2 separate regions of the Mus musculus genome follow, and region 2 is linked to region 1. Evidence: chromatin loops called from intact Hi-C (ENCODE). Cell type or tissue: heart. All regions are shown on one strand. Links, peaks and the distances in the headings refer to the core of each region. The heading gives the core; the rest is flanking DNA. Region 1 has its middle 43 kb from the start of Nenf. Region 2 has its middle 11 kb from the start of Fam71a.

What was found. A loop is a pair of places that touch in the nucleus more often than their neighbours do. Peaks named below come from ENCODE experiments on the same cell type or tissue, not always from the same donor. Only the 100,000 strongest peaks of a DNase experiment are listed, where the experiment ranks them.
Region 2: a loop joins it to region 1, with 9 times the contacts of the local background. A loop is called at or near these places in 9 of 42 quality-filtered maps.

What each region holds. Positions count from the first base shown.
Region 1 is chr1:191,267,244-191,283,493 of GRCm38, reverse strand. No RefSeq gene overlaps it. Among named protein-coding and RNA genes, the nearest start is that of Nenf, 43 kb to the left of the region's middle. In heart, for the core only: a CTCF peak has its summit at 7,785; DNase peaks (open chromatin) are centred at 5,643 and 7,783; H3K27ac peaks cover 840 bases.
Region 2 is chr1:191,145,924-191,162,173 of GRCm38, reverse strand. No RefSeq gene overlaps it. Among named protein-coding and RNA genes, the nearest start is that of Fam71a, 11 kb to the left of the region's middle. In heart, for the core only: a CTCF peak has its summit at 8,885; no DNase peak of the experiment used is centred there; H3K27ac peaks cover 3,776 bases.

The sequences.
Region 1 (16,250 bases), core at 3,945-11,944:
GTGTGGGCTGTGAACATGAGGTTAGAGACAGTTTCATGGGAACCCAGAACAGGCCGAATGCAAGGGCTGAGCAAGCCCACCACAAGTGTGCAGAAAACAAGAACATGGTTTCTCCTGCTCCCACTGTGAGCCCAAATTAGAACTCTGCCCTTTGTCCCTGAGGAGTCCAGGCGACTGTATGTGGGTGTCGTGACCACAGGCCTCTTTGTTCCTCTCACCCACACAGGCCCCTCTGTTACTGTGCTCTGACCCGTAGCCCACGTCCTGACAGACCAGGGCAGCTGGTGAGGTTGACTGTCAGCCCTGTCAAAGGAGCGTGTCTAGAGCGCACAGCATCATGCTGGCCTGGGGACATGGAAAGCTCTGGGTTTCTCCCAGCCAGTGTCACCCACATGCCTGAGGCTCTCCCAGTCAGTGTCACCCACATGCCTGAGGCACAGGGGGTTATTTTGAGACAGGGTCTCTCTACATAGCTGTAGGTGTACTGAAATTCACTATGTAGACCAGGCTACCCCTGAACTCACAGAGATCCACCTGCCTCGGCATTCACCACCAGGCCCAGCCGGGATGCAGATTTTTAAGTGTCACTAACCAAGGCTCTGGGTGGCAACCTGAGTACCACGTGTGTGACAGATGCTCTCCCCTCGGGCCTTGGCTCTGGCACACTAGCCTTCTTTGGGTTTAGCTATGGGCAGCCTGGTGGGGCTGAAGAAGGAAGGAGAGGATAGATTTCCTCATTGGATGCTTAGGCTGTCTTAGGTTGTCAGCTAATTGTCAAAACTCTTGCTGCACTGACTCTGGGATCTAGTCCACTCACCTGTGAGACTTAGAGGGCTAATTAAGCCCCACCCACAGCTATGAGACATTTGATGCTAAATGCTAGGATTAGAATGTGCTACCTGGGGCTCAAGAGGGTGGTTAAGAGAATCAGGTTTGAGTCTCAAAACCTACATGGCAGCTCACAAACACCCCCTTCTGGCTTTCTTGGGCACTGCACATATATTGTACATATATACATAAAACTAAAATCTGATAATGTATCCATGTAGCATGTCTATGTGTATATGCATGTGACACATATACAACACACACAAATACACACAACACACAGCAGAGACTGAGAAACTGATTGTGGCTCCCCCGAAAAGCCTTCTGGGCCCTGTTCTTTGTAGTGTTTACAGATAAACATCTCACCCACTGAACCGGTTCTATGATCACCCTTCTTGGTCTTCATGCACGGGGAAGAGGACTGTGCTTCAGACCAGCTCTGTAGGGGACAAAAGCGCAGGCAGGGGTCAGCATAGAAAATGGCCTGGGTCCCCATGGCCCAGAAAACCCAGGTTGGTTAGATGTCCGGGAAGACTGAAACCCGGAGTGCATACCACACAGTTGTCTTGATCTGTCACGGTGAGCACCCACTAGTGCAGTGACTGTGTCTGCCCGTCAAAACCGTCCTCTGGTAGGGAAAGCCAGTGGCCAGCACAGCCTGAGAGCTAGAGTTAGCGGCGACCCGGGTGTTCCGCCTCATTGCTGTCTCTTGTTGACACCACCCTGAGTTGATCTGTGGAATCTTTTGTTCTATTCTCTTCCATGTCTGTGAAGTGAAGGCTCTTCATTCCATGCAGCGACAGAAGGAGATGGCCATGGTCTGAATGTCCCGCCACCCCAGAGGAAAATGTGTTGGAAAACTTAATCCCAAGTCCATGTATCAGTGGTATCTGGAGGTGGCTCCTGGTCTTCTGGGGGCAGACCAGATACCAGGAAGTGACGAGGTAATTCTGTTTCTTCTGCTGAGGCAAAATGGTATGGCCAAGGTTAGGTAGGCAGAGTGAAGGAGGTCCTGGAAACCAACTGTGACCTTGTGCTACAAGGACAGGGTCTGTACCTGCCCACCAGCTCCTACGCCCTGGAAGCAGAGTGTTGGTCTGTCAGTAATGTCCTTCCCCACTCTGCTAGCCATGCATAGGGCTGAGGGCTGCGCTCAGCACACAAGTACTGGTCTCAGGTGCTTGTTTACTGACATGGGCAGAGGACTAGCTCTCGCTGAGGAGGAGAAGCCAGTGGGAGCCTTAGACCATGGGGAAGTGACTCTATAGACGGGCCAAGCCATGGCAGGGTGACTCAGCTGCCCACTGGCAGACGGACGTCAGTCTCAAACTCGGTCCTTCCCTTTTCTTCCAGGAACAATAACAACCCTGCTCTGTGCTCTTGGTCACCATGGGAACTAGAAAACACTGGGTAACAGGGAGCCTCTGGACAGGTGGGCTTGGGCAGGTCTGGATCACAGCAATCTTTTCCTATCCCATTACCCAGAATTCCGGGTATCTCACAGGCTTGGAGCGAGCTGGCCAGGTAAACAGCTAGAGCTTATCTAAACTCAGAAGGATGGGGAGTCACAAGTCTGCCGGTCACATCTTACCCGAAGTGCACTAGGAAGGAATCCCGTCCAGGGGACCCAAGGACCCAGTGGGGTCCCCTGTGTGGATCCTGTCCTGGATCTATGGAGAGTGGACAGGAAAGGGCAGGACTGCTGGAGCCTGTGCTCGGGAAACTCCAGGGCAGGACACTCGTGGGGAAGTCCTGTCAGGGAGCCAGGCACACAGTGCAGAGCTGCTGTGCATTCTGGGAGGAGGCAGGGTTCTGTGTAGTGAGTCTGAACTCTTCACTCCCCAACAAGCCTGAACTGAGTGCAGTGCCATTCTCATGGGCACACGTGGGGCTACAGGCTTACCCGGTGACAGCTAGGGCCACCCTGGCCGTGGCCTTCTCTGCCTGATGCTTTCTGATCCTAAATCTTCACCCTCAGTCTTCCCTTGTCTTCATCCCAGGCTGCGGCACCATGCCCAAAAGCAAGTCAGGGGAGTGTTTATCTGGATTACAATCCAGGTGACAGTCCGCCATTTCTGGGAAGTCAGGGCAGAAACCGACACCCACAGTGCAGAGCACGGAGAACACGCTTGTTTGCCGTCCCTCTTCTAACTTTTTTATTACGATGAGGGTTTTGCCTGTGTGTATTTCTCTGTACTCACTCAAGCCTGGCTCCCACGTCCTCTGCAAGGGCAGACAATGCTCCTAACTGCTGAGCCATCGCCCCAGCCCACTCTTGGACAGTTCTGTCACACAGTGCAGGGTCCAACCTGAGAAATGGTGTCTCCCACACTCGGGCAGATCTTCCCACCTCACCTAACAGTCAAGACAATCTCCCACAGATGTCCCACAGGCCAACCTGATCTAAAAAATTCCTCGCTCAGGACTCTCTTCCTAGGTGATTCTAGGTTGGGTCAAGTTGATGTTTAAAACAAATCATCTTAGGGCTGAAAAGAAACTCAGCCGCTAAGAGCACTTGCTGCTCTTGCAGAGGACCTGTGTTCTGTTGCCAGCAACCCCATGGAGGTCCACAACCATGCATAACTCCAGCTCAAGAGGATCAAGATCCTTTTCTGAATCCCATAGGCAGCAGGCACAGACACAGTGTACTACACTTGTGCAGAAAGACTTACTGTCTTAATCCAGTAAGGAACATCCCTCCATGGCCTCTGCATCAGCTCCTGCTTCCTGACCTGCTTGAGTTCCAGTCCTGACTTCCTTGGTGCTATGGAATTGTAAGCTGAATAAACCCTTTCCTCCCCAACTTGCTTCTTGGTCATGATGTTTGTGCAGGAATAGAAACCCTGACCAAGATACATACATATAAACTGTAACAGTAAACATCTCACCATGCATTCTAAGAGCTCTGGGAAGGCGATAGCTTGGACATCTTTTATCACTATTAATTGGTAAGTAACAATGGTGCACATTTATTATACAATGTAGCAGCCCAATACACAATACACTGTGGGGTGTTCCACAGCAGATTCACAGGATGTCGGGGGCTTCTCTAATTAATCAGGGGCCTATCCAAGCTCCTCACTGTACACACTCACCAAATACCTTCTCTTCCCTAAAATATGGACCTTAGTCCACATTTCAAGCCATTCTTGATGCCTGGACTACCTCCAGTGTAGGAGGGTCAGCGGGTGGCAGCTCACACCTTTCCTATGCTTTTCCACAGCCACCACCCTGGACCTCCTGTCATGACCACTGTAGCCACCTTCTGGATATCCTCTCACCACCCACCCTACACACCCTCCCCTACCCTCTCTCACCCCTCCCCACCTCTCAGTCATTTAGCATTCATCCTTAGACCTCTGGCAGGTGACAATCTCCGCCCTCCACTCTGCAGGCACACTGCAGCCTTTACGCCCCTCCTCTCCTCAGATGGAATCCACCCATCCTGCAGGACGGCTCTGCCCTCCTTCTCCATGTTCAGTGACACAAATCTTCATCACACTTGGGTTGCAACCAGTGAGTTTCTCTGGCTTCATATCTAATGATTCTACATGTGTATGTGCACATGTAGTGTGTATGTCTGCTTGCGTGCGTGCATGCGTGCATGTGTGTGTGTGTGTGTGTGTGTGTGTGTGTGTGTGTGTGCAGGCCCCAGGACGTTAATGTTGGCTGTCTTCCTCAGTTGGGTTCCACCTTATCTATGTATTAAGGTAAGGTCTCTTGCTGGACCTCAGAGCTCGCTGATCCAGCCACTCTAGCTTGCCAGTTTGACCTCTCATTTCTATATCCTGAGTGCTGGAGGTCCAAACTCTGGTTCTCACACTTGCAATGAGCCAACTGCCCAGCTCCAGTGTACTTAGATTGTTGTTGTTGTTATTGTATCTGTTGCATGACGGGAAGGGGGCCATGTGCCAGGGAGAACTGAGAAACACCACAGGTTTTCACTGAAGGCCCAGTGTGAATAGGGAGCAGGTCTAGGGAGGCTCCTGTAGCCCTCACACCAGGCAAAGAAACAGACTCAAGGCCTCAGCGGGGGTTGCTGGAGAGGGTTAGGCAGAGAGAGGGTTAGTCTTTCAAGTACTGAGCAGCTGGTGTCAGAAGCTTTCTATTCATGTGACATACAACTTAGAGGGAAGGTAGGTGATTCCCCAAGTTCACACTCAATTAACTGGCTGAAAAGGAGAAGTCTAGAGCCGAAGACCCTCAACAGATTAGAGCCTCACCAGAGGCTACTCCTCGCCTTGCCCCCCGCCCATCACAAGTGCCAGTCATCAGGAATGGTGAGGGAGGGCACACAGACAGCAGTCAACAAGTTGAGCTCATAGGTTACATCACCTGAGAAATTACTAGACATGTGACCTCTCTGACCCCACCTCAGACCTACCAAATGGTAAAGTCAGGTGCCGTGGGGGTCACCAAGCTCTGTCTTCTTGAACCTTCTAGGGGATTCTGTGTACACAAAGGTTTGAGACACTCCAGGGGGAAATGTGCTCTGGCCTGTGGCTTGGAGAATGGGTCTCTTGCCTCCTTCTCCTTGGGTTAAGAGCTGAGGAGGCCATGCACTAAAGCAGGTTAAGTGGCCAGTGCTTGGGGCAGGGGGGGGCGGGGCGGCGTCACTGTACCAGACTCAGTCTCTTCTACATGGAGGCCCAGCCCTGGCCTTCTGCAGGCCTATGAAATGATTCACCCGAGGGCTATAGCAAGTGTATTTGCTGTCTGGTTGCCTTGACAACTTTCCCTGACCCCGTTCCAGCTTAATATTAGCCAAAGACAAACAACTTAAAAGCCAAGCATCAGAGATGATGCAACTTCCGCGTGAGCCCCGGGAGGCCATGAAGCACCTGGGCAGTCAGCAACCGGAGTGTGATGTCACCCAGAGAAATGAAACTTCCGCATCAGCCCCGGGAGGCCACGAAGCACCTGGGCAAGCCTCAACTGTTGTGTGATGTCACATGGAGAAATGCCTGCTCATGGGCGAAGGTAATCACATGACCTGGCTTGAGTGCCCTAGTCATATAAGGGGAGGGGCCCTCCGCTGAGCTGGGATTCCAACCAGAGCCGAGCACAGACAGGGATTATGTGTGTCATCATGAGGAAACCCTTCACTCATGTGACTGACAGGATCTTTTCCCTCTGCAAAGTTTTTGTTTAAGAGCAAGAATTCAGAATAAGAACTGGGATCAGAACCAGGAGCTGGACCTGCCCTTTGATGGGTGGCTTCAGACAGGTTGTCCAGACTCTCTGAGCCTTGGTCCCTGATTTATAAATAAAGACAGAAATTTCTGTCTCACAGAATGGCTGAGAAAATGAATGGTAGCTTTGAAAGGGACAATGCAACACCGGCATGTGGTGACAGCTTCCTTTGTCCCTGAGACTGGCTGCGAGCTTTCCTGTTTGGTCTCAACCCCAGAGCTGATTAGAGGTGGTAAAACAGCAGGCATGGTGGCGCACACCTTTAATCCCCACACTTGGGAGGCAGAGGCAGCCGAACTCTGTGAGTTCCAGGCCAGCCTGGCCTATGTAGTGAGGTACAGGACAGCCAGAGCTATAAGAGAAACCCTGTCTCGAAAACCCAAAACCACGCCAAACCAAATGTCTGGGTGAGAAGTCCTCCGGCAAAGTGCAACATAAACACCTGGAGGGTGAGGAAAATCAGAAAAACAAAATAAAAACAGAAAACCAAGATGGCACCCAGGTCAGGTAGGCTCGGGGACATTAGAGATGATGTCAGAAAAACGGCTGCACAAGAGGCAGGAAGGAGCCGCACACTTAGGAACACCACCTCTGAGCTTGACGGCTAGAGAGTATAATGACTGCTGCGTAGACAGGGTCTTGGAAGACCAGGCTGGCCTGGAGCTTCTAGAGATCCTCCCGCTTCTGACTCCAGAGTGCTGGGATAAAAGGCTCGTACCACCACGCCTGGCTAAGCGTAACACTTTAAAAAGCAAATTTATAAATTTAAAAAGTAAATTTTCAGTTGCCCAGGAAAGTCCCATGTGACACTTCCAATGGATCTGCTGGGGTTTTGTTTTTCTCCTTTGAAAAAAAAAATTACCTGTGTGTGTGTGTGTGTGTGTGTGTGCGCGCGTGCGTGCGTGTGTGTGTGTGTGTGTGTGTGTGTGTGTGTGTGTGATGCATGTGTGTGCCTGTAAAGGCAGGAGGATACCTTACGAAAGTTGCGCCCCTCTTTCCCCCATATGAGTCCCAAAGACTGAACTTGGATCACTAGACTTGGCAGCAAGCGCCTTTCCTCACTGAGCCACTTTGCTGGCCCTTGGCTGTGTTCCCACTTCTCACCTGTCTGTCAAAGCAAGGTGCAGGGTTCAGAGCTCTGCGCCTGCTCAGACAGCACTGGAGCACATGAGTCCTTCCATGTCATAGTTTAACATTCTAAGCACCACCAGAGGTCAAGGATGGCTCTAGTTTATCTTGAAACAGAAATGACTGTTCAGCCCTCCTCCCTCCAGCCCACTCTTTCTGTATTTATTGGAATATGTCGTTAATAATGACATCATTATCTACCACAAACAGTCGCAGTGAAATACGTTTTGTTTTCTGAAACAGCGTCTGGCTATTAGGGCCCAAGTTCTATATGGCCTTAAACTTCCTGCACAGTTTAGACTGGCTTTGAACTCATAGCAATCCTACTGCCTCAGTGTCCCGGGTGCTGGCATTACTGGCATATGTCACCACACCAGTTATGACACTATGTTAGGACTCAGAAGTCAGGGGCTTACATATACTCCTTGACTCAGGTCACCCGCCAGTCGTGATCGACCTTTTGATACTGCAATGTGGTGTTGTCATCTACAGTTTATGCTCAGAACTACACAGTTGAATCACAAAACAGGATGACAAAAGTCCCTCATAAGGTCTTAAGTAAGCCTGTGGTTTTGTGTTGGGTCACATTCATCGCTGTGTCAGTCCCTCTACATGCAGTCCCAGATGCCGCCCCATGGGGGCGCTCGGTCACAGCCGCTGTCGGGCCATAGAGCAGTCTAATCCCTGAGACCCTAGGCTTTCCTCCACTCTCAGGACGTGCATGTGTGTGGTAGTGGGCTAGGGATACACCGACCTTTCTTACAATGGGCCCTTCGGTAAGGATATGACCCCAGCCACAGGACAACCAGAGTTCTACTGCTACACACAAGGACAAGCAGCTCGCTCCTCAAGTCGGCCTCCATTCCCCGGAGCCTCCCAGACAGAGGCTCCCAAGTAAGCGCCTATTTTGCTGCCCCACCCTCGGGTTCCCTGCCCTGCCCTGCATCTGGGGTCTCCAATAAAAAGGCTCTCGACCTCTGAAAATGTCCCCTTTCATTTTTTTTTTAACTTGACATGTGATTTTTTAAAAAGGTATAAAATAGATTAAGTTATTTTCAGAATGAATCCTTAAGTAAGGTCTTTGTTTATAAATTGCCACTCTGAGCTATTGAGACTGTCCTGAGGAGACTCCGGGCAGGTCATGAGAGTGTTCTGAGAGCCCCTGAGAGCGTCTCTCTTTGAGACAGGCCAAGCTGGGCAGGTGAGGTCTGCAGGCAAGCAGAAGCCTGGCATAGTTGAGATAGTGAAATCAGGACTCCATGGGTGATTCCAGGTGAGTTACTGGGTGGCTTTAGGTTTCATTTTCTTTTTCTCCAAACTGGAAACTGGAATCACTCCTTCAATTAATTAGCCGCCCCTTCCCGGATTGCATAGCACTTTAATAAGGGGAGTGGCCTGTGGTAAGTGAATTCTATGGGCACCTGTCTCATCCATAAACTCCATTATTTCAGCTGTGATAGTCTACGGCCATACTACCCTAGACACGCTCCATCTCATAACCACCCTCATCTACCCATCCTTTCTCCTTATTAGAGATGCCCATTGTTCACCTCAGGGAGCAATGCTCCCAGCCAAGAAACTACATTTCCCAGACTAACTTGCAGGTAGGATGCTCCTAGATCACTGGTGTGGTCACTGAGATAGAAGCAGACACTGCTCAGGGGGCTTCTGAGGGAGCACTTCGAGGGGCGTCTGAGGGAGTACTTCGAGGGGCTTCTGGGGGAGCACTTCAAGGGGCATCTGAGGGAGCACTTTAAGGGGCGTCTGTGGGAGCACTTCGAGGGGCTTCTGGGGGAGTACTTCAAGGGGCATCTGAGGGAGCACTTTGAGGGGCATCTGTGGGAGCACTTCGAGGGGCTTCTGAGGGAGCACTTCGAGGGGCGTCTGAGGGAGTACTTCGAGGGGCTTCTGGGGGAGCACTTCAAGGGGCATCTGAGGGAGCACTTTAAGGGGCGTCTGTGGGAGTACTTCGAGGGGCTTCTGGGGGAGTACTTCAAGGGGCATCTGAGGGAGCACTTTAAGGGGCTTCTGAGAGAGCACTTCAAGGAGGCTCAGTTGACAAGCAGCTTTGCCCACTATCTTCATTTTCATTTTCTGGTCTATAATGAGGATAGGATGACTGGAGTTGTGGTGGCAGTGCCATGACCATATGGCAATCTTGACAATAGAAGACACACCTCATCCTAAGTGTGGCAGTACAGAAAGGTAGTAGGAGCCTGGGAACGGGAACACGGTGTAGAGCCACTACACAAGCCCTCGCCCATCCACTTCAGGTTTTCTTCAGGTTATAGATGAACAAACTAGTCAATTGATTCATCATTTGGATGAGTTTCTCCAGAATGTGGTAAAGCCTTGCTCCCTAGAGCGGTGCCCATGGAAGGTTGTAGAACCTTTAAGAGGTGGGGCCTAGAGAGAGGTCTTCTTGTCACTGGGGGCATGTCTTTGGGTGGGGTATTGGGACCTCAGCTCCTTTCTCTTCTTTCTTTTCCACTCCAGGCAGGGCCCTGCCACCCAATCCTACCACACTGTGACCCTGCTCATGGCCCTAAAGCAATGGGCAAGCCAGGCATGGACTGGAGCCTCTATAAATACGGGAAGGGATCAGACAGTTTGAGTGACCACAACAAACATCCCAGTACATTATTCTAATGGTCCAGATAAAACACTTCACATCACTGATACAGATAAGCAGCACCTGCCTCTCTCTACCTGTGGGTCCCACAGCTGCACACCAAAACTACTTCAGAACCCCATCTGTACTGCACAGGCTTCATTCTTTAAACAACATATTCACCAACTATTTACACAGCATTTATGCTGCATTAGGCATAAGTTGTAACTGTGAGCTTTTCAACCCAACCTCTTTGTTCAATTACTCTGAGACTTAATTATTTATGAATATATGCCTAGCTCATAAGTGTTAGCTTGTTCAGCAACTAGCTTGTAACTTATATAATCTGTTTATTCTAGTCTATGTCTGGCACAAGATTCATACGGCCGACTTCCTCAGAGTTGGGGCAAATCTCTCCACCTCCTGCTCTATCCCAGAGTTCCTGTCTTTCTGCTGGATGTCCCACCTTCTAATCCTGCCTCACCTGATTGGCCATCAGCTTTTTATTGACAGATGATGCTTCCACACAGTGCACAAGAGAGTCTCTCTACAATAAGTGCCACAGAAAGGCTGTGAAGTGTAGGACACGTGGGTTATATTCAAATGCCAAACTATTTCATGTGAGGAGTTTGGAGGCTCCAGGGACTTCAGTATTCTCTCTGGTACACCTCTCTTTCCTGTAGACACCAGAGATCACTGTATGTGAATTAGTGAGTGTGTGGGTGAATGAATGAGTGAATGAGACAGAAAGGATCTTGCTGTCTATAGGAACATGGTGGAAACACAGGTCCACCCCTTGACAAGCACAGCGATGATTATTTTAGGTAAGAGGCATCAATGGAAACGAACATCTGTGGGAGGAAATACGATGAGGAGGAAGTTTGCATAATGTCAGTGTCTCCTCATGACACTTAATATAGCAAGGGAAGGTGGTGACCTTGGAGTGGAAAGGCTTGGTGGACACCACCTGCACCAGGTGACCAGTTGCCATAGTGGTAATCTGACACATATTCTCTTGCCTGGAGAATCTGGGATGGATCAACATAAACTATGATGTTCCAGCCAAAAGTGTCCAAAGTAGGCAGTCACTTCAGCCAAACACAAATCTAATGACATTCTAAAAAAAAAAAAAAAAAAAATCCAGGCCGTGGTGACACATGCCTTTATTTCCAGCACTTCAGAGGCAGAGGCAGTCGGAACTCCAAGTTCAAGACCAATGTGGTCTACAGAGAGAGTTGCAGGATAGCCAGGGCTGCCATACAGAGCAACCCTGCCTTGATAAAACAAAAACAAAACCAAACAAAACTAATGAACCAAGCAATCAAACAAAAACAGCAACAATACAGCAACAAAAAGGACATTTATTCTACAATCAAATGGCACTTGTGGAGTCCTCTCAGTCCAGAGACCACAGAGACATAGAGGTCGATTGCCCTGGTGATGCCTGCTGGGCTCCCAGGCCAGACCCAGACACCAGTGGGGCAGAAATGGGATGTATGTACAATGTACAACATCTGATGTAAGTTGGTAGCTCTGGTTAATTTCCTGGTATTGGTGACCGCTCTCATGTACAGTGTTGGGAAAAAGTGAAGAAAACTATCTGGGAATTGTTCATACCACACTTGCCCAGGCCTGTGTCCTAGTTAGGGCCATCATTGCTGTGAGGAAACACTATGACCAAAAGCAAGCTGGGGAGGAAAGTGTATATTCGGCTTACACTTCCACAGCACTGTTCATCACTGAAGGAAGTCAGGACTGGAACTCAAACAGAGCAGGAACCTGGAGGCAGGAGCTGATGCAGAGACTAGAGAGGGGGTGCTGCTTACTGACTTGCTCCTAATGGCTTGCCCAGCCTGCTTTCTTACAGAGCCCAGGACCGCCAGCCCAGGGATGGCACCACTCACAATGGGCTGGGCTCTACTCCATCAGTAACCAGTTAAGAAAATGCCCCGCAAGCTTTCCTACAACCTGATCTTTTCTCAATTTAGGTTCCCTCCTCTCAGGTGACTTGAGTTTACGTCAAGTCGACATGAAACTAGCCAGTGTAGTCTGAAATCATTTTGAAAACCAAAACAAAATCCGCCCTGTTTTGCAACTTCTCAGGCTTCCGACAGCTGTGTGTGGAGTCAGTCGCTTCACAGATTACACCTTGTTGACCTGCGGGTCTGCCTTCCCTGTTCGCCCCATCTTACAAACCCATTTGCAGGGAGGGTATCCAGTTACTGAGTTGGTCTCCTGAATCCCAGAAGTCACCGCCAAGACTTCTCTTTTTCTCTCATTCTATGGCGACCCCACCTGTGAGCCTTGTGTTCATCTGATTTCTGTTGCTGCAACAAAATACCAGAGTCTGGTATTCTATAAGGAGAGAGTTTGCTTAGCTCACAGCTCTGAAGGCTGGGAAGCTCACGGTTGGCTTGCCCCATCTTCTGAGGTTCTCATTGCTGGTAAGGCCCTCACTAGAGCAGGGATTCCCAACCTTCCTAACGCTGCCACCCTTTGATACAGTAGTGACCCCCAGCCATAAAATCATTTCTGGTGCTACCTCATAACTGAAGTTTTACTACTGTTATGAATTGTAATGTAACTACTTGTGCTTTCCAATGACCTTAGGTGACCCCGAAGGGGTCACAACTCACAGGTTGAGAACCATTGCTCTATAGCATTCTAGGAGGCATAGGGCATCGCATGGTAAAATGGGGCATCCAAGAGAGCATCAAACTGGCTTTTAAACAGACCTATTGTAAGGGGGAATTCATTGTTATGGTTTAGATAAATGTCCCATGAAAGCCCATATCTGAAAAGCTTGGTCCCCAGCTCACAGTGCTATTGGTTTAGCCCTTTAAGAGGTGAGACCTAATGGGGAGGTTGCCTGGCCACTCTGGGCATGCTCTCAAAGGGGTTGGTAGCAGCCCAGCCCTTCTCGCTGTCTCTGCTTCTCAGCTGCTATGAGGTGAGCTGCTCCAGCCCACCATGCTCACCCCTAATGCTCTGCCTCATCACAGCCCGAAGGCAACGGGGCCTCAGACACTGTCCTGACTGGTTTTGTGTCAACTTGACACAGAGAAAGGAGCCTCCCTTGAGGAAATGGCTCCATGAGATCCAGCTGTAAGGCATTTTCTCAATTAGTGATCAAGGGTGGGAGGGCCCCTTGTGGGTGGTGCCATCCCTGGGCTGGTAGTCCTGGTTTCTATTAGAAACCAAGCTGAGCAAGGCAGGGGAAGCAAGCCAGTAAGTAACATCCCTCCATGGCCTCTGCATCAGCTCCTGTCTCCAAGTTCCTGCCCTGTGTGAGTTCCAGTTCTGACTTCCTTTGGTGATGAACATCAATGTGAATGTGTAAGCTGAATAAATCCTTTTCTTCCCAACTTGCTTCTTGGTCATGATGTTTGTGCAAGATAGCAACCCTGACTAAATCATGAACAAAAATAGGTGGAAGGAAGCTGACAGACACGTGAACCCACAGATGGGCTAATCTGTTCATGAGGACCAAGCTCTTACGACCCAGCTCCACATGCTCTTTCAGAGTACTTTACAGTGGAGGTTTTAGTTCTAACCACAGCAGGGATCATCTCCTAGAATGTACTACCAGCCAGGCTGCTTCCCACCACTCTCTGCAGTACCCACACCATGCTGTCATTTCTAAGCAAATATGACTCTTGCCCTCCTGAGTTTTCTTCTTCTCCACCTTCAACTTCCAAAGGGGAAGGAAGACCTCATATCACTGTCCTAATGTGACAGCTCCATATCCTGTCCCTCCTCTCAGCCCCCCACCCTCACCCGCCCCGGGAGCTTGTGTGGCAGTCACCAGTGTGAGAGCTTTTAGTCCCACCTTCCCTCACTGAGAGTCTGACTGCCCACGACCTGCCCAGAGGGGCCCTTCTACTTTCATTGGCGCCTCTGGCAGACGGAGGAAAGGGAACGGGAGGGTCTAAGGCTCTTACTGCTGAGCCCTGGATGACTCTGCAGAGACATTTCCTGGGAACTTGCTCTGGCCTAACCCTGTGTGGCAACCGGCTCACGCAGCCACCTCCAGAGACGCTGACCCACCACTCAGTCCTCTTACTTCCTGATTTAATACTAAATACAGACAAAGCTTTCTACACGCACATGTGCTGAGGAACCAAACCAGCAAGGCTAAAAATACCCACTCCTCACACCTCATTCCCTTTTCTAAATTTATAACTCAGGAGCCTGGAGATTCTGTCAGAATGTAGTAACTCCGACTGTGAGCAGCAAGAGGGTTACAAGGCAGACTGTCTGAGACACTAGGAGTCCAACATCAGTGTGCTCTGCTGTTTGGGATGCTCTTCCTGGGGCTGGGCCTGAGCATCAGGCAGGGGACCAGCAGGCTGAGCTCATGGTATGAAGCATGCTTTTCCCGGCTATCCCCTGGTGTCCAGTTTGACACATGGATAAGCATGCTCCTGCTTCCAGGAAAGCTGACTCAGGCATGTCCGAACCATTCTCTCCTATTCATTCCTTCCCTTACAAACAGTTACTACACACCCACAATGTGTCAGATAAAAACCCACCCTCCCAGGAGCTCGCATTTTATCAGAAAGACAATAATAAAAAGTATATAGCATGTTCATCTGGGTTAAGTGTCACAGACAAAAAGAAAGGACAAAAAAAAAAAAGGGTGGAGATGCTAGGAAGACCCTACTGAATAATACCACAGATGCAGATGCAGCTGTGCCATGCACCTGTGCTGTCCACCTGTTCTGTGCACCTGTGCCATGCACCTGTGCTGTCCACCTGTGCCATGCACCTGTGCTGTCCACCTGTGCCATGCAGGTTCTTAGAAACATGTTCCAAGCAGAGAGGAAGCCATTGCCCAAGCCTGAAAGTGGGGTACACCTGGAGTCCTTTAGGCCACTGCAGCTGGTTGCAGTGAGCAGACACCACTATGTTAGGAGCTACACAGGCCATTGTGAGGGCACCAATTCCTACTCAGAATTAGGGCATGATCCCATCAGAAGAAGGCTATGGGCTGAGGAGCGGCCGCCGCTGACTTCCCAGAAGAGTGGGGCTGCTGAGTTAACTCCTTGAATTACAGAGGAAGCAGGAGTACACAAGGAGGCAAGGAGACATTAAGGACAACAGGACAAAGCAGGCAACGGCTGGCTGTGAATCACAGCAGAATGGCAAGAGGGGCAAGTGTCCAAATCCGTTGCAGGTTGAAGGGATGCCGGCATGAGAGAAACAGAAGTCAGCTGTGTCTCTAGGTGTGCGACCTAAGCAATGACAGCGCAGCTGTCTTTGACTGTAGGAGGAAAGACTAAGGATTTGGCCTTCAACCTACAACCTAGGAAGATGGTCTCAGACATCCCTATGATGTAGGAGCCAGTAGGTGGTGGAGGGTGAGTGAGCTCTGGAGGGGCTCGGGCTACAGCAGCCCCTGTAGCTCCTGCTGACAGAAAGCTAGATGTGGTGAATTCACCAAGAAGGTGGGGGCTGGAAGACCCAAGTGCTAAGCACTGGGGCACAGCTGCATTCACACAGAGGCACAGGGGCCAGCCGGGAAGCTGCCCCCTGTAGCTGTGCCACAGAGCTCTGTGCACAGATTTGCAGTTTCTGTGCTGGTGTGTGACACTCTAATTTACAACCCTGGAATTACGACACAGGGCAATGTGGCCAAGGAGAATGTCAAGAATTCAGAAGGGCAAAGGTGACTGAGGAGAGCTGGAATCCTGTGATGTTTTGAGCAGAGAGGGAGAGCTCACATCCATGAAAACAGCAAGATGACATTTAGAACGAGGAAGCAGCTCCAGCAAGGGCCTGGAGATGACATTCCAAGGAGGAGGAAGTAGGGTGGAGTGTGGAAGACAGCAGCCCATTCTTTCTGGCTGGTCCCTAAAGGGGAACGTAGACGTGAAGCTGACCGGAAGACACTTTACTGTTGGGGATTGGTCCTATTGCTTTGAATTAGTCCAGCCCCCCCAAATGGAAATCTGCCTGTTCAAACCGCTGAAGGTTCTTGTCCCCAATTGGCTTTTGATCAACCAATAAAGAGCCAACAGCCAATGGCTGGGTAGGTAAACTGAGGTGGGACCTTTGGATCTGCACAGGCTAGGAACTGGGAGGAAGGAGAAGGAGAATCGCCATGATTCGGAGGGAGATGGATTAGATTTAGAGCTGCAGAAGGAAAATCATCCGAAATGTAGGTGAGAAAGAATGCAGCCCCAGAAGCCTCTTAGGCAGCAAAGACTAGGGGGCTGCCCAGAAGGAGAGGGCAACAAAGATAAAATATAGAATTGGAGGGTATTAAGTCAGCAGTACTGGAGGAAAATATGTGCTAGCAGGGGAAGGTTCAGGAGTGCTCAGCCTTTGAGCTAGTCACGACACGTCAAAAATTAACTGACAAATGTGTCTTTCATTTTCAAATCCTAAAAGCTCCTGGGTGGGCAGGTGTGCAACCCACCGCGAGCCAGAATGGTTAACAAATTGCTGCTATACTTTACCAGAACAAACCCACAGCGTTGAGGATCTT
Region 2 (16,250 bases), core at 4,092-12,091, 120 kb after region 1:
TTTCCTCATAATGTTGAAAAGGAGCAAATCGGAGAATAGGTTATCATTGCATTTATAGGAGAGTTCAGAAACAAGACAAGAAAGTAAAGGAAAAGCAAAGACGTACTGTGTGTGTGTGAGAGAGAGAGAGACAGAGACAGAGACAGAGACGGGGGGATGGAAGGACCCTGTGTGCATGTGTGAGAGAGGGAATATGGTGTGTGTGTGTGTGAGAGAGAGAGAGAGAGAGACAGACAGACAGACAGAGAGACAGAGAGACAGAGAGACACAGCGACAGAGACAGAGACAGAGACAGAGACGGGGGGATGGAAGGACCCTGTGTGCATGTGTGAGAGAGGGAATATGGTGTGTGTGTGTGCGTGTGTGTGAGAGAGACAGACAGACAGACAGACAGACAGACAGACAGACACAGACAGAGAGACAGAGAGAGACAGTGACAGAGATGGGGGGGGATGGAAGGACCCTGTGTGCATGTGTGAGAGAGGGTGAAGGAACCCCCGAAGGGAGACCCTCACTCCAGTCTCAGGAATCGTGAGCCCAGAAAGTCACAACAGTCAAGCTTGCTGCAAACACACGAGGTTTTAATGGCACACAAACCAGCATGCTGAGGTCGAAACCCATACACCACGCAGGGGTAGAGGAGTCCGACGACGACGACCCTATTTTCCAGCAGGCTTATAAAGGCAAAAAACACAACCTAGGGGGAGGATCGGAGAGGAAATAGGGGCACTAGCTGAACTAAGACACAGAAATCTCTGGAGGCATTAAAGACAGAAGTAGAAATACAAGGAGTGAGCCAAGTATTACAGGCCCATACAGTATCAGAGGGGGGAGCTATGTATAGATCTTTATCCGCAGACAGTGTGGAGATGGTCTGGTTACAGAGGGATCTATGTCCCTGGGGGACCTTACCTAGGCAGAGGCCCTCTCCAGAAACTGCGGAGAGGGCCAACTTATGTCTATCTCCCCAATGATCTGAGGTCCGATTGTAAGACCGTATCTGGGCTATGCCTTCATAATAGGGAGGACTAGAGGCAAAACAGAGCCAACATGAGCGGGTCACATTTGGGTTGGTGTGGTTTAGTGCACTGAAGGCCCCATCTAGCAAAGTGAGCATACGATCTCCTGTGCCCAAAAGAAGAGGTGTGGTGGTCTCCTGATAAGGGGTTACACCAGTATAGACAGGGACTTGAGTGGGAAGTAATGGGACTGGCGGAGGTGGGGGAACTAGTGGTTTTGGGGGAGGATTAGGCAGAACTAGGTTAGGGCCACTGGCCTGGGAGGAGGACTCTCAATCTTTAGGCGAATTCTAAAATTTAGCCCATGATCGTATCCCGCAGCATATAATTGGAGCCCCCAATTGTTTCCCTTAATCCAGGTAGTATTCCATTTTTCCTTGTTCTGTAAATTTTATAACTATGGGATTACAGTACTGGCCCTTACAGGGGCCAGATGAGCTATTACTAAAGGCACACCCATTTTTGGGATACTTGGAACTGTCTCTTTCTCCCTGGTTAGACTCATCATGAGAGCTATTTCTTCTGACTACAATCAGATCCCAGGAAGAAGAGGGTTTCCAGCTGGCTTCCCCTGTGGTCTCACATCCCCAAGCAGCACAGTAAAAATCTGTTGGCCCTCCACATGATCGGCAGAGTGCCCGACTCTGGCCTTGTCCTGGGCACACATAAAATTCTGCTGCCCTGAGATTAGCCCGGTAGAATTGCCCAGAGCATCCGTACGTGCTCCCTATTCCATCCGGTACACACTTGCTTTCGGATGGGGGGCTTACTCGGTCTAAGTGGTCTGGGAGATCCCAGGAAGTTAGGCCAGCGGCCATTTTACAAATGTCTGGCGTAAGGTTAGGCCACCAAGTCCATAATGAGTGGGTGGCAGTAATGGACCAGGCTGCCTCACCTTTTTCATTAAGTACCTCCCAAGTTAGTTGGAGCAGGTTGTGAGGATTTAGAGGGTAAATGCCCTTGCCTGAAGTTACCCTCACGATGGAGACACAACTTAAGAGGGTTATTAGTAGTTTCCACCATCCAGTTACCTCCATCTTGGCCTGGTGCTTTTTTTTACATGGGAGGCATGTATCCAGGCGGCAATTCCGTCTACCTTCACTGCCGTGGGGGTAGTCAACAGCACCAGATAAGGTCCTTTCCACCGGGGCTCAAGCGTGCCAGCGCGATGTGGTCTGACAAAGACCGAGTCTCCGACCTGGAACCCGTGGGGCACTGCTGTGGTCCCCGGTGTGTAAGCTTCTTTGATCTGGTTCCAGATCTGTGTTCCGACAACTTCTAAGGCCTTTAAGTGGGTAAACAGAGCAGAGGGTGAGGAAAAGTCAGTGTTGGGATCCAATATCCCACCTGACTCAGTTAAGAGGGGCGGTCTCCCATACTGAATCTCATAGGGGGTGAGGCCGAAACGTCCAGGAGTGTTTCGGACCCTGAGAAGTGCAAAAGGAAGGAGGGTCACCCAGTCTCAACTGCCGATCTCAATGGCTAATTTAGTAAGGGTCTCTTTTAGGGTCCTATTCATTCTTTCTACCTGTCCTGAGCTGTGGGGCCTGTAAGCACAATGTAATTTCCAATTAGTCCCCAGTTGTGTGGCCAATTCCTGACTTACCTGGGCAACTGATGCAGGCCCGTTGTCCGAGCCGATTACCTTGGGGATCCCAAACCGAGGCAGGATTTCTTCAAGGATCTTCTTGGCCACTACCTGAGCGGTTTCTGATTTGGTAGGAAAAGCTTCTACCCATCCTGAGAAGGTGTCTATGAAAACTAGGAGATACTTGTTACCATACTTTCCTGGTTTAATTTCAGTGAAGCCCACTTCCCAATAAACCCCCGGCCTATCTCCTCTTAGCCTCTTTCCAGGCTCCTTGAAAGGCCGAGTGGCATTGGTCAAGGTGCAAGCTTTGCATGACTTCACTACCTCTTCAGCTACTGAATTTAACCTTATCACATAATACTTAGATCCTTTAATTAAGGCCTTGAGTTTATCACTTCCAAGATGGGTTAGTTGGTGAATACGCCTCACATAGTCCTTTCCTTCTTTGGAGGGTAGAATAATCCACCCATCTTTAGTCTTTGCCAGTCCATGATGACTAAACATTTGGGCTTTTCCTGCCTCTGTCATATCTTCAATCTTATCACAGTCCTTAAAGGGGTAGTTGAAACTAGGATCCGAGGCTTGAGGATCCGGCACGGTTTCAGTTACCAAGGTTATTGTCCCTTGGGCTGCCTGCTTTGCCGCCTGATCAGCCATCTGATTTCCCCTTGAGATTGAGTCCCCCCCCCTTTCTGGTGCCCAAGACAGTGGACGATGGCCACCTTTTTTTGGTAGATGTACGGCCTCTAAAAGGGCCAGTATTTCTTCCTTGTTTTTAATGTCCTTTCCTGCTGAAGTGAGCAAGCCCCTTTGCCTGTATATGGCCCCGTGGATGTGTGCAGTTGCAAAAGCATATGGGGTACTGCCTTACCAATATAGGGGAGGAGGCAGCCTTCAGTTCGACCACTACTGTAGGCACCCTTTTAGCCAGTCCCATACCTGCTTGTTCTGCCCAGACTTTAGGAAAAGCCATTCATCTGAGGGCAACTTTTTGGGTCCCCGATCGTGAAGACGGTATTTCTCCTCCGTACCCAAAACCAAACATACTACTGAATCCTTTCCCCAACTGACCTCAGGTCCCTGAGGAGTAAATTGAACCTGTGCTTTTAGTTTAGTCAACAAATCCCTTCCCAGCAGAGGTGCAGGACATTCGGGAATTACAAGAAAGGAATGTTACTTGGTTTTTTTTTCTATTTCTAGAGTCCGTTTCGTTGTCCAGGGGTAAAAGTTGCTGCCAGTGGCTCCCATTACCATGGTCCTTTTTGATCCCAATTGTCCCAATGGTTTGGTCAAGACTGAGTGTTCTGCTCATGTATCCACCAGGAAGTCGATGGGGGGTCCCCTCCACAGAGAGTGTTACCCTAGGCTCGGGGAGGGGAGCTGAGCCCTGACTTCCCTAGTCTTCCTCTAGGGTCAACACTCTAGGTCCCCTCTGCCTCTTCCTGGGGCACTTTCTGGCCCAATGTCCCTTTTCCTTGCAATAGGCACACTGATCCTTTTCAAGCTGGAGTCTCTGTCCTCCTGGAGGTCTTCTGGCCCTGTCGCCCAGGTACCCTGAATGCCTTTTCTCTGGTTTTTCTTCACCTACTACTGCAGCCAAAAATCTTAGTCAAATTCCTTTCCTGGCAGCGATCACGCCTATTTTCTCTTTCCTCTGCCTCTTTCTTTTCTCTTTCCTGTTTCTCCTCCTCTGTCTCCCTTTTGTGGTATACTTTCTCAGCTTCCTTCATAAGATACTGTAAAGTGTAATCTTAGAGCCCCTCTAGCCTCTGAAGTTTCTTTTTAATGTCAGAGGCAGACTGACCGATGAAGGCCATGGCTACAGCAGCTTGGTGCCCCTCTGAAGTGGGGTCAAAAGGGGTATACCTTCTATAAGCCTCCATCAGTCCTAGGAAAACCAACGGGGGCTCCATCTGACCCTGAATAACTTCTCTTACCTTAGCCAAATTGGTAGGACGCCTGGCGGCTCCTTTCAGACACGCCACTAGAGCCCAGCGGTAGATCAGAAGACTCTCCCTACCTTCAGCAGTATTGAAGTCCCAGTCAGGGCGGTTTAAGGGAAAAGCAGCATCAATGAGATTAGGGAGGGAAGTGGGGGTTCCGTCCGGCCCGGGAACATTCTTTCTGGCTTCCAAAAGGATGCGTTCTCTCTCTTCTGTGGTAAAGAGGACCTGCAAGAGCTGCTGACAGTCATCCCACGTAGGTTGTTGGGAGAACATTAGGGACTCAAGGAGGCCACTGAGCCCAGACGGATTTTCTGAAAAGGAAGGGTGGTTAGTTTTCCAGTTGTAGAGGTCAGCTGAGGAGAATGGCCAGTACTGAAGAGGGGCAAGTTTGTTAGGGCCCGGGGGCGGCCCGTCGACGTATGCCTGGAGCGGCAGAGTGGTCACCGAGGACAGCTCCGGGCCAGCTCCATCCGGACTGCGGCCCCAGCGATTCCGGGTGCCGGCCACCAGCCCACTATCACCGGCCCCTTTTGTAGGCTGGGGGGCGGGGCACCGATGGAGGAAGAGGTTGAAGGGCAGGGGTAGGGTAAGTGGGTGGTTGGAGATCTAAATGAGAGACCTCCTCAATTTCAGGATAAATATGTGGAGGGGTGGGCGGACTGCTCGCACGGCTGGGACTTTCGGTTTTACTGCCACGGTCGCCATCTCGCGTCCCATGGTCCAAGGTTTGAGCCAAGGTGGTGGATTTTGGATCAGATCCTGCCAGACCAGGATATAGGGGACCTGATCTGGATGGCCTCCAGGGTTCTGAAAGACAATGCGCTTAACAGCGTAAATGATGGGAAGATTAAGAGTCCTGTCTCGCAGCCAACCCACTCCGAAGGTGGGCCACTCCGAAGAACAGAACGTCCGCCAAGGTCTTTTTCTGACTTCAACAGAAAGATTATGAGCCCTAGTCTTAACGTCCGTCCAGAGGTCAAGGGTTAGCGTCAGGGGGGTCGTCACAGTCTGTCCCATTTATAAATCTATAATACAAATGACAAAGACAAGACAAACGACAATTACTGAAATAGAGAAAATCTGTCTCCTGCTCCGAGTCGACCAGAAAAGAACTGAGACACTGCCGACCGGCCACGGCCCTTGCCGCCTCAGATTGCCGGGGGGGGGGGGGGGGGGGAGAGTCGGTCCCCCTGGTCTCCAGATGGGGGTCCACCAGGCATCCCTGGCCCTCCCCCTGTCTTCCTGAGACGTCTCCCAAGGCAAACGGACGGTGGACACCTGAATATGTCTATTCTTATCCACTCCACACTCCCTCCCGGAGTGCTGATTCAAACGAACGTCTGCAAAACCGAAACTGCGATCGCCAGAATTCAGACAGACGGAAATACAGATAAGACAGACACAATGCCTTACCTCCAAGTGATGTTATGACTTCTGGGTGGTCGTGGAATCTCAGATGAGCCCCCACATGAAGGAACTCCCGAAGGGAGACCCTCACTCCAGTCTCAGGAATCGCGAGCCCAGATAGTCACAACAGTCAAGCTTGCTGCAAACACACGAGGTTTTAATGGCACACAAACCAGCATGCTGAGGTCGAGACCCATACACCACTCAGGAGTAGAGGAGTCCAACGACGACCCTATTTTCCAGCAGGCTTATAAAGGCAAAAAACACAACCTAGGGGGAGGATCGGAGAGGAAATAGGGGAAGTCTAGGGGTAGATATTTACTTCAAGGCACCTGGGACATTGAAACATTCTGTGGTTGTTTTTCCCAAAAGTTCCGGGGAATTAGGCCATCTGGCCAGGGGCTGGGGCCCATGTTCTCAGGGCAGTCATTATTTTATTTTTTTATTCTTCAAGGGAATATGGTGTGTGTGTGTGTGAGTGTGTGTGTGTGTGAGAGAGAGAGAGAGAGAGAGAGACAGACAGACAGACAGACAGACAGACAGAGAGACAGAGAGAGACAGTGACAGAGACAGAGACGGGGGGATAGAAGGACCCTGTGTGCATGTGTGAGAGAGGGAATATGGTGTGTGTGTGTGTGTGTGTGTGTGTGTGTGTGTGTGTTTACACAACCATGGTCAGCATGTGGAGGTCAGAGGACAACATTTTGGGGACTGGTTCTCTCCTTCCATTACGTGGGTCCTGGGGAATCAAACCGAGGCCATCAAACTTGGTGGCCAACATCTTTCATGGCTGTATTTAAGGAGTGAGGACATTGGGGATCTTTTTGTTGTTGTTGTTACTTTGTTTGTTTGTTTGTTTGTTTTACAACTTTAGTATCACAAATGTTGGCATTGTAGTAAAATTTCCCCAAACATATCTTACATCTTTTTCCTTATGTAGCAACTTTTTCTTAGGATTCAAGAAACCATAATTGGTTATTAGAAAAAAAGGCTGAGGGAGGTAACTTATTCATTGTCCAGTAGGGCCTTTGCAGGACAGACCACCCCAGCCCACTTCCTTAGACAGAGTCCTATTTTAGGAACAAGAAAAGAGAATGAGTCCAGATTGGGCTGGCCACCAGACGCTGACTGGGAAACTCAGGAGGGATGCGCACTATCTATTGATCAAGAGGAGAAGGGGATTGTGGGGTCACAAGATTAGATATAGCCTGACAGTGTGTGTTGACTTTTGAACACAGTAGGGTCTCAGTTGTTGGTGATCCTGTCTAAGAAGGATCCAGACCACCTTTTCAGCTGCCCCCTGGCTTGGGTTTCTATTACTCAGCTTCTGCCCTGCCCTGCAGCTGTAAACAGACCTCCTGCCTGAAATTTCAGACCTCCCTTCCCACTAATTAAACTCTTAAAAGGCTGAGCAGAATTGTTTTCGCCATACCAAAACTTCAAAACTTCTATAGCTAAAAAAAAAAAAAAAAAAAAAATCCGCAAAGCTAATGTCTGGGAGTCTGGATTTCCAGGTTCAAGTCCTTAAAGCTGCTTTTGAGGCTATCACCGACTTCAGCTCTGAGTGGGAAGAGGATGGTGGGCATTGAGGGTTGAGGGCTTGCTGCTGAGAAAGGAAGCTAGCTCACGGCCTGCCCACTCCAACCATTTCCTGTAGCCAAAGGAGGCTCTTGACCCCAGCAGGAAAGACTGCTGGAGTGAGTCAAGTTTTCCCAAGAAAGGAAGGGAGCATGCAGATTAGATAGGGCAGCATTTCTGAGGCAAACAACCGTGGAATTATTAACCTAGAGCTCCAAGGAGACTGGGGAGGCATTCCCCTCCTGCAGGAGGTTCACTCATAGCCAGTCTGCCCTTTGACTGAAAAAGTGTAGAAATTACTAAAATCACACTGCATTTCTTTAATTTGAGGATTTCTACACAGGTCAGTGAGAGTCTGACAGACAAAACCAAAAATAATCAAAACAAAAACCTCACTCCAAACATTTGCACAACGCTCAGCTCCCTGTCCTGGGTCCTCATAGCTCACCTAACACATCAGCATTTTGGAGGACTCTTTCTAGGTGCAGAGGGACATTGCCTGTGACACCAGCAGAGGAGGCCTGGAAGGCACTCGCTTGCCTGACACGTGTGTATTTGGGGGATCGCATGTTCGTAGATTTCCTGAAGCAGGTGTGGGTCCAGGTCTCTAGGGCACAGGGAAGAGAGCGAGCACAGGGGCCGGCAAAATAGGCAAGCTTGAAACATCAAGGTACTCGGGTCACTGAGGTTGAGGGGCTGGGTGAGAGCTGGGTGGAGAACCAGGCACTGATGGCCTGGGGAGCCATGAGAACACGCAGGCCTTTGAGACTCACTGACGGGCAGGGCCTGATGGGAGTTAGATCTCCGTGGCTCCAGAGTGTAGAGCTGAGGAGTGGAGGTGAGTGGGTGGGGCGCTATCTGGAGGCTCAGAGGTGGGTGGGTGGGGAGCCATCTGGAGGCTAGGGATCCTGTAGTGAGCCGGGCTAGAAAAGAGGAGCCTGGGACCCAGGCAGCTATGGAAAGAGAAAGATGGAATCAGGAGACATAGCCGAGATGAAAAGGACCGTTGTTCTCCTGTCCCGAAGACTGAAGGTCATGGTTTGGAACTATACTACACTCATCTAGAGTTAGCAGAGTGAACACTGGGGCTATCTCCTCCCTTGGTCTGTGGAAAGGGCTGCAAGACAGGAATCTCAACGGAGGAAGACGTGTGTTGGTGGATAAAACAGCTTGGAGGTAAAATCAAACAAAAAACCCACATAGGGCATTCAGAGGAGTGTTGGGGGAAGCAGAGGGGGCGAGTGCTGGTGGGCTTTGAAATCTACATTCCTCTGAGAGACGGAATAGGGCCAGGCTAGAAGTTCTAGCAGTCTCCTGGGGCGTGTTGCTCAATAGAGCCCCTTGTGGCCATATGTTGTTACTGTCCCTTGGTGCTTGATCTAGGGGAACCAGCGTGGTTGTCTGTGGACAGTCACCTTTCCCTTTGCCACACCACAGTTTGCCTAATGCTGAATCACTAATAATCAGCCTGTTTGTCAAGGACACCACCCCTTCAGCAGGTAGCAGCAGAGGTGACACTGGGGAAGCTGGCAAAGAGGGTATGCCTTGTCCAGGCAGCTGAAGACTCTGGGCCCTGATGGGAATGGAGAGTCCAACTCAGCAATAGGTGGTGTGGGGTTAGCATTATACTCCCTCTGCAGCCTGGAAGCCATCTGAGAAATGATTATTGAATACCAGTTGTGGGCAAGGTGGGAACCACGGAGGTGGCCTAGCACACACGGTAACAGAAACCAAGCTCAGATTAGAGCATTTGTCTGGTAGGTTCCAGGCCATTTCCAGCCCCACAAAACAAAACAAGGTGTAGTGGTAGGCAGTTTAGAGGGAGGCTTCAGTGTGAAGGGGAAGCCTGAGAGAGGGCAGGAGCAATCAGCAGAGGCAATGGTCCGGCAAACAGAAGGATTTGAGAGATTCTGGTCGATGGCAGCCCACGGTTGCGTGTCAGGGCTTTGGGTGTGGTGATCAGGTGTGAGCAGTGCAGAGAGAAGAGATTCATCTGAAGCAAGGAAATGCTACACCCTAGGGGAGAACCCAGAATACCACACACCTGGCACTCCTGAGTCTGCATGACCACAAATATGACATGTGACCCAGGAGTGAGGGGTGTGCACAAGCGGGGCTCTTCAGGATCAGAAAAACACGGGACTCACAGGCTCCTTCCTCTGCCAGTCTGGAGCGTTTGACGTGCCCTGTGGAGATACATATCTCCCTCCACACATGCTTCTCCACATGTATGCCTGCCAAGGGGTTGATATTCCTCATCCTGAGGGCAGTCAAAGGACAAGGCCTGTCAGTGCTGGCTGCCAGGAACCTCAGTCTATGCCCAGTATACCATGCCAGGCTACACCACGTTCTTCCAAAGCACCTCTGTGGACACCCTCCCACAGGTGTATGATGCCCACCGCTTCACCCCATTCTCTTTCCCACTGCCACCACAATGATTCAGGAAGATATGAGGAAACACAGCATTCTCCTGAGCTCTGGGGTTACAGGCCTGTGTCGCCATGACTGGTTTATGCAGATGACTGGAACCACAGGGCGTCAGGTCCTCTGGGGTTAGATTGTGAGCCACCTAACATGGGTACTAAGAACTGAATTGGGGTTACACCAGGCATGGTACAGCTTACACACAATTCCATGATGTATATAGAAGACTAGGTAGCTTTGTTGTAATTCCTTAGTGGGCAAAATTAAAAGATGGCTTCCAGGGGAGAAGATGTGGCTCATGGGTTAGGAGCATTGGCTGCTCTTCCGAAGAACCTGGCTTTGATTCTGGAAACCCTGATGTTTGGCCTGCCTAGAGTCGGCAGGCAAGAAATTCCATAGCTGAAGAGTTCAGGACAGCTTCAGTCACATCCAGAGCCTTGAGGGAAACAACTAATGGGGATTATCAACAGGAAGTCTTGTGTGTGGTCTCTCCAGACAGTTGGTCTCTAATGGTTCATTTGGCTTCCGTGAGAATGTGTTTCCAGGTCATGGGAAGCTGTTTCTGACTGTGTGTGACTAGTGTGAAGCATTTTGTCCTGGAGAAAGGCTTACTAAGACTTGGGGAGTCGTGCCAGTGAGGTAGATGGATCAGAAGAGAAGGGCATTTATCAACGATCTCTATAACCTACATCGTGGAAGGTGGGAAGGGACTTCCACAGCTTGTCCCTCTCACACCCACACATGTGCTGGGGCATGTCCCTCCCCCAAGTACATAAATGAAAGAAGGAAGGAAGGGAGGGAGGGAGGGAGGAGGATTCAGGAAGTTAACAAAACTCCCAGGCTCAGGGGTTAAGCTTTGGCGTCCCTGTAGAATCTCCGTATTTGTAAGACCCCTAACAAGGGTCTATATGCAGAAACACGAGCTGAAGTGGAGGGTCTCAGCCCACACCAGCCACCTGCAAGTTGTGCAGAGAGCTCCAGGGACTCAGCCAGCCATGGTGAGTCCTCAGAGCCTCCACCCAGGCTGGGGTGGGCTGTTCAGTGAGGCAACTGCCCTTGAGTTACATGGTCACTGGGCTGGGCTTGGGTGAACTGATTTCCTTGGTCTGTGCCCTATCTGGGGTGAGTAGCCGATTGTGTATATCTCCCCAGAAAAAGTCGCACAACATTAACCAAGCTTCAGTCTTCTGGCACAACTCCCACCACATTTTGTTGTCTGTACAATCAGTAACATCAGGCCTGGCTTCTCAACAGATCTGACCTCCACTGGCTTACAGGGAGACAGAAGGACTGCACTGCTCTTTGTAGAGAAGTGGGCAGGTCACTTGGATCATGGGGGTGGGGGTGGAAGTGGAAGTCTAAGCACTCTGGATGACTACATTCTTACCACTCTTGAAAATACCATTTGCCTCCACCCTGAGGTATCTACAAGGGTCATCTTGAAGTTCCTTTCTCTCTTACTCTTCTTTCTTTTCATTTTCTAACTCTTCTCCCACTTCCTGGTACACCTTTCCTTCTCTGCTCCACCGACCCACTTCTGAATCTTCAAACGCTACTTCTTAGGAAGTTGAGAGTTATTGGGACACCAAGATCACAGTACATCGATCCTGGAAGGGCCTTGACTAAGCCCAGATGTGCTTTACATAGGAGGGAGCTGGGGCTTAGAGAGGGACTTTCCTAAGGCCCTGCGCACAGCAAGAGCATAGTGATAATGGATCTCCAAGAAGGTCCGCAGCTGCCGTCCATTTTGGAACCAGTGCCTGTAAGTAACCAAACCGGCGTTGTTTCTGTTTGCATCTGCCACCTCACCATTATAGGATGCCTAGCTTCTTGGAACCTGTCCCAGCCCCAGATTCTAGACACAGATGGAAGATTTTGTGTAGAGCAAGTGAGGAACAATTCAAACAGCCACCTCATTCCTGATCCTTAAATCCAAAGACTAGGATCTCTAACATCAACCAGCATCCCATAAAACAGCCTTGGAATCTGCAGGTATTTAGGGATGCTGAGTTTGGCCGAATCCAAAATGATATGGTAGTCAGTGAGGCTGATTGTGTGGCTGAGCCCAAGAGACAGTGTCTGTTAGGACAAGGTCCTGTGTCTCTGATCGGTGGGAATTCCAGGTTTGAGCCATCTAATATCTCAAAGCACTGAGCAGTTGGTGCTTCGAGACCGGGTTTCTTTGTGTAGTCCTGGCTATCCTGGAACTCACTGCAGAGCAGGCTAGACTTGAACTCAGATATTCACCTGCTTCTGCCTCCAAAGTGCTGGGACTAAAAGTGTCTGCCATGACATCTGGTTGAAGTAGTTGGATCTTGCGAGAAAGAACAAGTCCATACTGGAGGCAGAGGTGAGAGACCTGTGTGGGCATTAACCGAGTAGTTGAACAGTGGAGAAGGACCTGCTAAGAGCCCTCTTGTAGTCTCCCCTCCCCCAGCCTGAAACCTGCTTGCTCAGGGGTGGAGCTTCCTGCTCAATCTTTCTGCCACACCTACTGCTGGAACCTGCCGCTTTGCTGTCCAAAGCCATCACGTGATCATCCTGCTACAGGACTCCAAGATTATTTGGCGTGAATTGGGCCCCTCCCCCTTCCTTTATAACTGAGTGCCAAAATAGTAAAAATTGAACCTTGAGCAGAGAGCTTTGTCTTGGTTCCTTCCTTATCTCACGCAGCCCAGCCCCTCTTCTCTTCCAGGTTTCCAAAATGCTTTTCCAGGCTAGAACCCAGGTTGTGATCTACTGGCCAGACACAACATTTGACGAGCCAACTAGGGACTGAAAAACGGCAAAGGATTTTTGGAAGAGGCACTGCTGGTTTGGAGCTCCATGGAATAATTAAAGGATAAAGGAAATTCATACCGGAGAAGGTATGGGCTAAGCTGAAACAGCGTTAAACCCGAGCGCTGGTTCACTTAGGTTCAGCAGTGAAGCTTAAGAGGAGCTGGGAACTATAACAGGCGGTAGGCCATGGCTCTCTGGAGCTACATTTTTAGGCGTGAGAAAAGAAAGGGTTTATTAAAAGGAAATTAATAATCAGGCAGATTGCCGTAGTTAATAAAAACTGCTTCATGAGGGAGGAAAATGTCCCAAAAAGCAAAGAGAAATTTCAGGAGTGCCATGCTTTGTTCTCTCTGGGCCTTATAGCAGGAGTACTCTGTTCCCTTTTGTGTCTGTCTAATGTCTGGTGCACCAATCTGTTCTCATGTTCAACTCATGTATGTTCGTGTCCAGTCTGTATGAATGAATGTTCTATGTTTTATGTTGGATAATAAAGATGGTATAAAAAACTTTATCTGCAAAGCCGAGAGCTGCCACGTGCTTCAGCCAGGAATCAGACACATGGCAGGAGGACCCCTGCTGGAAAAACTGTTCGTTTTAGGAAAAAAGGGCGAGTGCACAGCCTCTTAGTTTCGGAGTAAAAAAGCTGATAAATGGTTCATGATTAATGTTTTTGACAAATGGTAAAGTGCCTTTTATTCTATGATTGTAGCTACAAAAATTAATATTCTCTGATTGGTCTAAAATTAACTGCTTCATTTGGTTCCTTTTTTATTGGTAATGTGCTCTGAGTGTTTTCACATTCAGCTCATAAGTTGTTGGTTGTCTTAGTCAGGGTTTCTATTCCTGCACAAACATCATGATCAAGAAGCAAGTTGGGGAGAAAAGGGTTTATTCGGCTTATACTTCCATGCTGCTGTTCATCACCAAAGGAAGTCAGGACTGGAACTCAAGCAGGTCAGAAAGCAGGAGCTGATGCAGAGGCCATGGAGGGATGTTCTTTACTGGCTTGCCTCCCCTGGCTTGCTCAGCCTGCTCTCTTATAGAACCCAAGATTACCAGCCCAGAGATGGTCCCACCCACAAGGGGCCTTTCCCCCTTGATCACTAATTGAGAAAATGCCTTACAGTTGGATCTCATGGAGGCATTTCCTCAACTGAAGCTCCTTTCTCTGTGGTAACTCCAGCTGTGTCAAGTTGACACAAAACTAGCCAGTACAATTGACCCCTTGTCAACTTGACACACAAACACATCACTAGTAAGCCTCAACCCTTACATTCTTATTCATCCCCAAGGTCTAAATAACTTTAAACATCCCACAGTCTTTACATATTCTTAAAATTTCAGTCTCTTTAAAATATCCATATCATTTAAAATCCAAAGTCTTTTTACAATTAAAAGTCTCTTAACTGTGGGCTCTACTAAAATAGTTTCTTCCTTCAAGAGGGAAAATATCAGGGCACAGTCACAATCAAAAGCAAAAGTCAATCTCCAACCGTCCAATGTCTGGGATCCAACTTACGATCTTCTGGGCTCCTCCAAGGGCTTGGGTCACTTCTCCAGCCATGCCCTTTGTAGCACACGCATCATCCTCTAGGCTCCAGATTCCTGTACTCCACTGCTGCTGCTGCTCTTGGTGGTCATCTCATGGTACTGGCATCTCCAAAACACTGCATGACCCCTTCAGTCCTGGGCCATCAATTGCAATTGAGGCTGCACTTTCACCAATGGCCTTCCATGGCCTCTCACAGTGCCAAGCCTCAGCTGCTCTGCTCAACTCCTTCATGCCTTCAAACCCAGTACCACCTGGGTGACCCTTACACATTACCAAGTCCAGCCACAGCACAAGGTACAACTTTGGCTATATCTGGAACACAGCCACTGTGCTCTCAGAAAACACTTCCCAGAAGATGTCACCTCAATGATGCTGGTCTCTTCTTAATCACCGCTAATTTCTTAGCTCCAGCTAACCAGCATCAATAGTCCCAGTAATGCAAAGTTTTTGCTTTAGTAGTTCTGGTATCTTGTTAATCACAGCTGATTCTTCAGCCCCAGCTAACCAGAACTACAGAATCTTCACAATCAAAACAGCAATGGCCCTGAAAAGAGTCTTTAATTTTCCCTCTCTAATTTCACAAGCCAGGCCTCCATCTTCTGCACTGTTCTCAACATTATCTTCCAAGCTCCTACAAAACATCTGACAGAGCTCTTAACAACGAATGGATCTTCAAGCCCAAAGTTCCAAAGTCCTTCCACAGACCTCCCCAAAACATGGTCAGGTTGTCGCAGGAATACCCCACTTCTGGTACCAATTTGTCTTAGTCAGGGTTTCTATTCCTGCACAAACATCATGATCAAGAAGCAAGTTGGGGAGAAAAGGGTTTATTCGGCTTATACTTCCATGCTGCTGTTCATCACCAAAGGAAGTCAGGACTGGAACTCAAGCAGGTCAGAAAGCAGGAGCTGATGCAGAGGCCATGGAGGGATGTTCTTTACTGGCTTGCCTCCCCTGGCTTGCTCAGCCTGCTCTCTTATAGAACCCAAGATTACCAGCCCAGAGATGGTCCCACCCACAAGGGGCCTTTCCCCCTTGATCACTAATTGAGAAAATGCCTTACAGTTGGATCTCATGGAGGCATTTCCTCAACTGAAGCTCCTTTCTCTGTGGTAACTCCAGCTGTGTCAAGTTGACACAAAACTAGCCAGTACATTGGTTAAGATTAATAATTGTTACATTGCTTACAGATGGTTAGTGTTAAATTTGATAACTCAAGTTTAGAGTCCTTCCGACACGTGGCATAAGGCAGGCCAAGAGGCTGGGTCTCTAAAGATATTTCTAGTTTAGATAATAATTAATGCGGTTCCTATCCTAAATAGTAAAATTTAAGATAAGATTTAAAGCAAGGCCTCTTTATTAAAGCATTAAAGCTTGCTTTAATATGTATTCATAGGTATTAATTGGCAGCCAAACTTCGTAATATGATAGTAAAGCTTCTAATATTGATTTTAAAGATGATAAATTGTTTTAAACTTGGGTTTTGCTTTCCCAAGGTTGTAGGTATTATCCTAACCTTGCACAAGAAACTTTAAAATTATGGTTAAAATTGCCAGTGTTCCATTGACTGCAGCTTGCAATTTGATTTCAAATTTAAGATTTTCTACTCACCCATATGTTGTTAATTAAGATTATTACAAGAATAATCATCTTATGAAATCTCTCATACAGCTCACTTCATACAAAACTGTGACAGAGTTATCTAGTTATGTTTGTCTTTGTGAATAGATTAGACAAACAGTTTGGCTATAGTTGCTGCCTGGCAGGAAACTGCAGTACGGGCAGTTTTTTCACAACACTAAAGTTGTGAAGAACGTTTTAACTGTAACTCATCTTAAGATAGAGTATCAAAAATTAGAGGCGTAGACTGTTATATTGTTCCTCTAGAATCGGTCCTTATTACAGGAGGGCCAAGATGCTCAGATTAAAAAATATTTTACGTTTGAGTCAAT